2 separate regions of the Homo sapiens genome follow, and region 1 is linked to region 2. Evidence: chromatin contacts called from ENCODE Hi-C or POLR2A ChIA-PET data. All regions are on one chromosome and are shown on one strand. The core of a region is the stretch at or near the end of the contact, and the rest is flanking DNA. Distances in the headings are between cores, read along the strand shown.

Region 1 (4,553 bases), core at 246-2,745, 260 kb after region 2:
CAGTGGCCACCCTCTGCCCACGGCATCATGGCAAACATCAGGACCACATCTATGGTCACTCATCCCACTTATCAGAACCAAGAAACCAAGCCGGAGCCCTGTGGTGAATGATGATGGTCACTTGTGTGGTACCCACAGGGCCAGCCTCCCAGGACCAGAAAAGTCTTCTATCCGGAGTCCTAAACCCTGAGCAAAGCTGGGGGCTGGGTGGCCACATCCAGGGTAGTGAGCTCCAGTGGCCTCCAGCCCTTCCCCAGCCCCACCCCTCCGCTCCTACCCTCTCCCATCCTGCCCTCCTCTCCCCTGACTCCCACCCCTCCTCTCCCACTCCTCCATCCTCCTTTTCCCTCCGACCCCCTAATCCAGCCCTCCCCTCCCGATTGCCCCCAGCAGGATACGACGCCCTCGAAGGCCTCCCCACACCAGTCCAGGATCTGCCGGAGGCGAGTGCGGTGCTGGCCGCCGGCCTGGCTCTCCCCAATCAGGGCGGAGTAGGTGGCGAAGAGGACGCCCTCTGAGGTAGTGGTGTCACCGTACTTGATCTGGGGATGCACAGAACAGGTGTGGAATGGGGCCCCGGCTCAGCAGGCTCTGGACCTGGGTCTCCCTATCTGTAAGGGTGCTGGGCAGAGCCTGCCCTGGCTGCTGGCCCACCCAGCTGAGCAGCCCCCACTTTGCAGGGCACGGTCCCCACCTTGCCCCCTACTTTGCCGAGCACAGCCCCTACCTTGCTGAGCGCGTGCACCGCGATGCCCGTGGCTTCGATGTCCCGCAGGTCGCGCTCCGCATCGTACTTGAGGTCGTTGGAGACGCTGAACCTGCGGGGTGGGGGCGTCAGGCGCGCCCACCCTTCCCCCTCGCCCCCCGCTTCCGCCCCCCACCCCCGCTCCCGCCCCCTGCCCCAGGCAGGGCCTCACCACAATGCTTTCTTCCGGCCGCGCAGGTGGTTCTCCAGGATGACTCCGGCCACCGTCCGGCCTTTGCCCACGCCGGCCCCATCGCCGATGAGAAAGCCCGCGCGCTGCCCGCTGGGGAGCAGGACCTCGTGTTGCTGTTGCCGGAGAGCAGGCGTCAGGGCCTGGGGGTGCTGGCCCGGCCCCTCCCCAGGGGCCTCGCGGACACAGGCTGGGCTGGGTTGGGGACATGCGGTCACCTGGCAGGCGTAGGTGATGGCCTCTAGCTGCAGGGCAGACAGGGCCCCGCTGTCCGAGGGCAGGGCCAGGGTGTAGGTGATGTCTGGGGGTGGGACGCTGGACAGTGTGCTGGTCTCCACCACGCGGTCTGGGTGCTGCTTCCCGATCTTGGCTGGAGGAGCAAGGACGGAGGGCAAGGTAAAGGGTATGGCCAAGGGGTGACCAGGGCCGGTTATGGCACGCTGGGCGGGTCTGGGGCGTGGCCAGAGCTGGCGGGGCAGTTTGGGGGCGTGGCCAGGTCCCGTTGGGCGGGTCATGGGCGTGGCCAGGAATGCCTGGGTGGAGGAGTGGTCAGGGCTGGCCGGGTCGGGGGTGTGGCCGCGGCCTGCTGGGTTGGTTGGGGGCGTGGCCAGCGGCTTGCAGGAGGGGCAAATGCATAAAAATCCTCCCAGTGCCTCTGAGGTTCCTTTCCACTTCTCCCCTCTGCGAACCCCGGTTTTGTATAAGCCTGGATTGTAGAACCTGTCCCCGGGCTCTCCGGCCCTCCCTGAAGCTTCACATTCCCTCTGTGGGCTGTGCGGGCGGTGGTCACCTGCAGGGTCTCGGTCCCACAAAAGGGTTTGAACCTGTCCCAGGGCTGGGTGCAGCCGGGCCACTCACACTTGGACGGCACGTAGTCGGCGTAGGTCTCTGTGTGCCCCAGCTCCTCCGCCTCCTCCTCCTCAGCCTCGTCCTCCTCCTCTGGCTGGCTCTGCACACTCTGCTCCTGCGTGCGTGGCGGGAGCTCAGCGGAGACTGCAGGCCTGAGCGGCCGCGGGCACTGGGCTCCCCCAGGGGCAGGGGCCAGGCTGACCATGGGCAGCTGAGTGACCCAGGGGTGGGAGACGGCTCTGTCTGCCCCTGCAGCAAGGTGCTCCCCCAGGGCCTCCATCTCCTCAGCTATAAAATGGGCACTCCCAGCTTCTAGGCCAGCCAAGCGCTCCCCACAATGGAGATGCCTGTGCTGAGCCCTCTCCTTAGGTCCCATGAGAGGGCAGGGGAGGGAGCTCTCGGCTGGGCCCAGCTCACCTGGTAGCTGACGAGAAGCGGGGTGCTGTGGGAGGGCAGAAAGTCCTCGAAGCCTGCAAACGGCCTGCTGAGCTGGAACAGCTGGAAGGGGAGCAGGATGTCAGCCCGGGCCAGACGGGACAGGTCACAGCTGGTGGGCCCTCGCAGCCTGGCCACCAGAGGGAGGCTCCCCACTGCCCCGTCCTCGCCTCCCCATCCTCGCTCCCCAGGGCCCTGGGTCTTGCTCTCCTGCTGTTCTCAGGGTGACCCTGGTGCCTCCCAAGCCTCCCCAGTGGGCACCTCCCTGGGGCCTAAGGCTCGCTCCTCCTGGCCAGCACCTGGCTGCCTTCTCACTGATGGCCAGTGTGCCTGCCTGGAGTGCCCGGGAGGAAGGTGCCCGGCTAGTTCTGACAGACAACACAGCTTGGTCCCGCGGGAGCTGCCAGGAAGGCTGTGGACAGGGGTCTGACAGGAGAGACCCACTGTGTGCCAGCCCCATGCAGTGCAGGAGGCCCTCGGGGGCCTGGGAGACAAGGGGTTGGGAGCTCCCTGTCGAGGGGGAAGAGGAGACAGAGGCAGTGGGGGCGGGCGGGCCTGGGCCTTGTCCCTCACCCGATGGCTCCCAGCACACAGGGTGGGTGGCCCAGGGCAGCCCTGCACTCTCCAAGAACCCCCGTGGGTGCAGTCCCTGAGGCCCCTCGAGGGCAGCACCTCCTCTGTGAGAGATGGGGCAAGGATGCCTGCCACTGTAGTGACCAGAGAACACATCCCACTGCGGCCCCACCCTGGGGAGAAGGACTGCCCGGAGCCTCATGCAGATTCACCAGGGTGGGCAGTGACACTGTCCTCGGGGAGCTGACCCCAGGCCTTGGCAGACAGGTGTGCTGGGCCTCTGGATGAGTCTGTGGCCCACCCAGGGGTCTCCGAACTGACTGGGCGTGTAAAGCCTGTGAACGGGTGGGTCGGGGGGTGGTGTGGCCCGTCGTCATGCCCACTGTCCAGACGCCAACACTGAGACAGTGTGGACCCCGGGACGGATGGCTGGGGGATGGTAGGGTCCAAACTAGGGTCTGTGTGATTCTGGAATATATCCACTCTTAAAAAGCAAAAATCCTAACAGTAATACGAGCCATAAAAAACGTAAGCATGGTCAGGGTACAGTGGCTCACACCCGTAAATCCCAGCACTTTGGGAGGCCAAGGCCTCCCAGAGTGGAGGTCAGGATTTCGAGACCAGCCTGGCCAGCATGCTGAAACCCCGTCTCTACTAAAGATACAAAAAAAAAAAAATTAGCCAGGTGTGGTGGTGGGCGCCTGTAATCTCAGCTGATCAGGAGGCTGAGGCAGGAGAATCGCTTAAACCCAGGAGGCAGAGGTTGCAGTGAGCTGAGATCACGCCATTGTACTCCAGCCTGGGTGACAGGGCGAGACTCCATCTCAAAAAAAAAAAAAAAAAAAAAGTGAGCGTGGGCCGGGCATGGTGGCTCACGCCTGTAATCCCAGCACTTCGGGAGGCCAAGATAGGTGGATCACCTGAGGTTGGGAGTTCAAGACCAGCCTGACCAAAATGGATAAACCCCATCTCTACTAAAAATACAAAATTAGCCAGGCACGATGGTACATGCCTGTAATCTCAGCTACTAGGGAGGCTGAGGAGGCAGGAGAATCTCTTGAACCTGGGAGGTGGAGGGTGCAGTGAGCTGAGATCGCACCACTGCACTCCAGCCTGGGCGACAAGAGCGAGAGACTCTGTCTTAAAAAAAGAAAAAAAAAAGTGTGAAGAATTGGAAAGGGGAGAATCCCGCCGGGTGCGTGGCTCAGGCCTGTGGGAGGCAGAGGCAGAACGGGCGAGATCTTTTGGGGCCAGGGTTCCAGACCAGCCTGGACAACATGATAAAATCCTATCTCTACAAAAAATACAAAAATTAGCCAGGCGTGGTGTCGTGTGTCTATGGACCCAGCTACTCGAGAGGCTGAGGCAGGAGGATCGCTTTAACCCAGAAGGTCGAGGCTGAAATGGGCTGAGGTTGCGCCACCACACTCCAGCCTGGGCGACAGAGTGAGATCCCGTCTCAAAATAAATAAGTAAATAAATAAATAAGAGCATCTCTTCTAGACCCGGTCCCCCCCTTGAACTCCAACGTCCTGAGACGGGTGAGGTTTCCGCCCAAGCCTGCCTGAGCCCGGGCCGGGTTCTCGGCAGTGTGTGGGAGCCACCAGGCTAGTGATGCTAATGAACTGAGTCCACAGCTTCTGCATTTTCTAACACTAGGAACACTCCTGAGGGTTTTTAAAGAAAGTGGAAGCGTGGCACAGGAAGGTTAGAAACCTATACTCAGTTGCCCTCTCCTTTTTTTTTTAAGTTAACAAAACA
Region 2 (2,500 bases), core at 1-2,500:
CAGAAGTGGGATCCACGGCAAGTCAAAGCTTGGAAGAGCAGGAATGAGGTGTGGGACCCCCATACTGGAAAGGGCTTGGAGCGGGGTGGGGTCGGGGGAACACGTGGTGAGGTTGAGGCCAGAGGGGGTGTGGCCAGGAGCTGGGGGCGGGCCTAGAGGGGCGTGGCTTGTGGTTGTGGCCTAGGCGATAGGCGTGGCGCGGGGCTATTGACTAGTGAAGACCAAATTAACACGGGAGGGATGAGCGAGCATTGTGGGGCGGGAGCGGCAGCCAGGTGAGGGGGTCTAACACGTGAGGCCGGGGTGGGCGCGGGCCGCCCCTCACGGCCCCGTCCTGTTCCGGCAGGGTGACTCCGGGGGCCCGCTGGTGTGCGGGGGCGTGCTCGAGGGCGTGGTCACCTCGGGCTCGCGCGTTTGCGGCAACCGCAAGAAGCCCGGGATCTACACCCGCGTGGCGAGCTATGCGGCCTGGATCGACAGCGTCCTGGCCTAGGGTGCCGGGGCCTGAAGGTCAGGGTCACCCAAGCAACAAAGTCCCGAGCAATGAAGTCATCCACTCCTGCATCTGGTTGGTCTTTATTGAGCACCTACTATATGCAGAAGGGGAGGCCGAGGTGGGAGGATCATTGGATCTCAGGAGTTCGAGATCAGCATGGGCCACGTAGCGCGACTCCATCTCTACAAATAAATAAAAAATTAGCTGGGCAATTGGCGGGCATGGAGGTGGGTGCTTGTAGTTCCAGCTACTCAGGAGGCTGAGGTGGGAGGATGACTTGAACGCAGGAGGCTGAGGCTGCAGTGAGTTGTGATTGCACCACTGCCCTCCAGCCTGGGCAACAGAGTGAAACCTTGTCTCTCTCTACAAAAAAAAAAAAAAAATTCTGCGTGGTGGCTCACGCCTGTAATCCCAGCACTTTGGGAGGCCGAGGCGGGCGGATCATTTGAGGTCAGGAGTTCCTGATCAGCCTGACCAACATGGTGAAACCCCGTGTCTACTAAAAATACAAAAAAAAATTAGCTGAGCGTGGTGGTGGGCACCTGTAGCCCCAGCTACTCAGGAGGCTGAGGCAGGAGGATAGCTTGAACCCGGGAGGCGGAGGTTGCAGTGAGCTGAGATCGCACCACTGTACTCCGACCTGGGTGACAGAGCGAGACTCTGTCTCAAAACAAAAACAGAAACATTAAAAAAAGAGGAACGCGGGAAGCTACAGATAAAAGCGCAAGAACGGAGAATACAGCGAAGTTCCGGGTCCAGCGCTTCCGTGGGGCTGACGCGGCCACACGGCGGCGCCCTTGCCACACACACACACACACACGCGCGAAGGCCCGCCAGGCATGGGTGTCCCCTCCTGGTCTGGCTCATACCGTTTCCCTTTGCTTACCAAGGGGAATGTGAGCGTCTTCTGTGTGCAAGGCTGTGGGCTGAGACTCAGGTGCACAGAAACCCTTCGAGGCCGTGTTCCTATGACCCATATCCCATAAGGGGAAACTGAGGCTCACAGGGACTGTGCGACTCTCCTGACCTTACACAGAAGCTCCAGGACACAGCCTGGACTGGAGCCCAGAGCCACGGAGCCTGCCTTCACAAACCACCCTGGGTGCGGCCAGACCCACACCAGGACGACGAGCAGCGGCACCTGCTTGCTGGAGGCCCTGGACCTCAGGTCACCCTTCTTGGCAAGGCCAGGGAGGACACCTGAGGCCCTGTGCCCTTTCTCCCACCTGGTGGAGGGGCAGCCAGGCGCTATCGTAGAAAAAGACTGATGGGCCAGGCGCGGTGGCTCATGCCTGTAATCCCAGCACTTTGGGAGGCCGAGGCGGGCAGATCACAAGGTCAGGAGATTGAGACCATCCTGGCCAACACGGTGAAATCCCATCTCCACTAAAAATACAAAAAAATTAGCCGGGCGTGGTGGCGGATGCCTGTAGTCCCAGCTACTTGGGAGGCTGAGGCAGGAGAATAGCTTGAATCCAGGAGGTGAAGCTTGCAGTGAGCCGAGATAGCACCACTGCATTTCAACCTGGGCAACAGAAGGAGACTCCATCTCAAAAAGAAAGAAAAAAAAAAAAAAGAGAAAAGAAAAAGTGACTGATGGGCCGGGTGCCGGTGGCTCACGCCTGTCATCCCAGCACTTTGGGAGGCTGAGGCGGGCAGATCATGAGGTCAGGAGATCGAGACCATCCTGGCTAACACGGTGAAACCCCGTCTCTACTAAAAATACAAAAAATTAGCCGGGCGTGGTGGCAGGCACCTGTAGTCCCAGCTGCTCGGGACGCTGAGGCAGAATGGCGTGAACCCGGGAGGTGGAGGTTGCAGTGAGTGGAGATCACACCACTACACTGCAGCCTGGGTGACAGAGCGAGATTCCATCTCAAAAAAAAAAAAAAGACTGATGATCTGAGAGGCAGGTCCGCTGGGAAAAGGGGGGATGGATTGATGAACACTGTGCTTGGGTGTTTTTGGGGCTATGGAACACTCACCTAGGAATCACACTGACGT

Evidence for each region. A loop is a pair of places that touch in the nucleus more often than their neighbours do. ChIA-PET counts read pairs that join two places held with the same protein, here RNA polymerase II (POLR2A). Pooled maps may share reads with other maps.
Region 1: a loop to region 2 is called in a pooled map, with 2.9 times the contacts of the local background. The contact joins two enhancer-like sites. A Hi-C loop is called at or near these places in 1 of 37 single-sample maps with no recorded cell type and 5 of 50 pooled maps. POLR2A ChIA-PET finds 5 or more read pairs at or near these places in 6 of 52 experiments (GM12878, HEK293, HEK293T and 3 more).

What each region holds. Positions count from the first base shown.
Region 1 is chr19:1,121,741-1,126,293 of GRCh38, forward strand. SBNO2 (strawberry notch homolog 2) reads right to left here. Exons shown (of 32, transcript NM_014963.3): 6 at 2,202-2,282; 7 at 1,794-1,899; 8 at 1,154-1,305; 9 at 918-1,051; 10 at 728-818; 11 at 399-542. Among named protein-coding and RNA genes, the nearest start is that of GPX4, 20 kb to the left of the region's middle. RefSeq lists an enhancer at 599-1,102. Within about 2 kb of position 1,496, at least 5 of the 41 ENCODE cell types and tissues checked have a DNase peak (open chromatin) inside an H3K27ac peak, as active enhancers do.
Region 2 is chr19:862,746-865,245 of GRCh38, forward strand. CFD (complement factor D) reads left to right here. Exons shown (of 5, transcript NM_001928.4): 5 at 347-896. The coding sequence ends at 493. Among named protein-coding and RNA genes, the nearest start is that of CFD, 4.3 kb to the left of the region's middle. Within about 2 kb of position 1,251, at least 8 of the 41 ENCODE cell types and tissues checked have a DNase peak (open chromatin) inside an H3K27ac peak, as active enhancers do.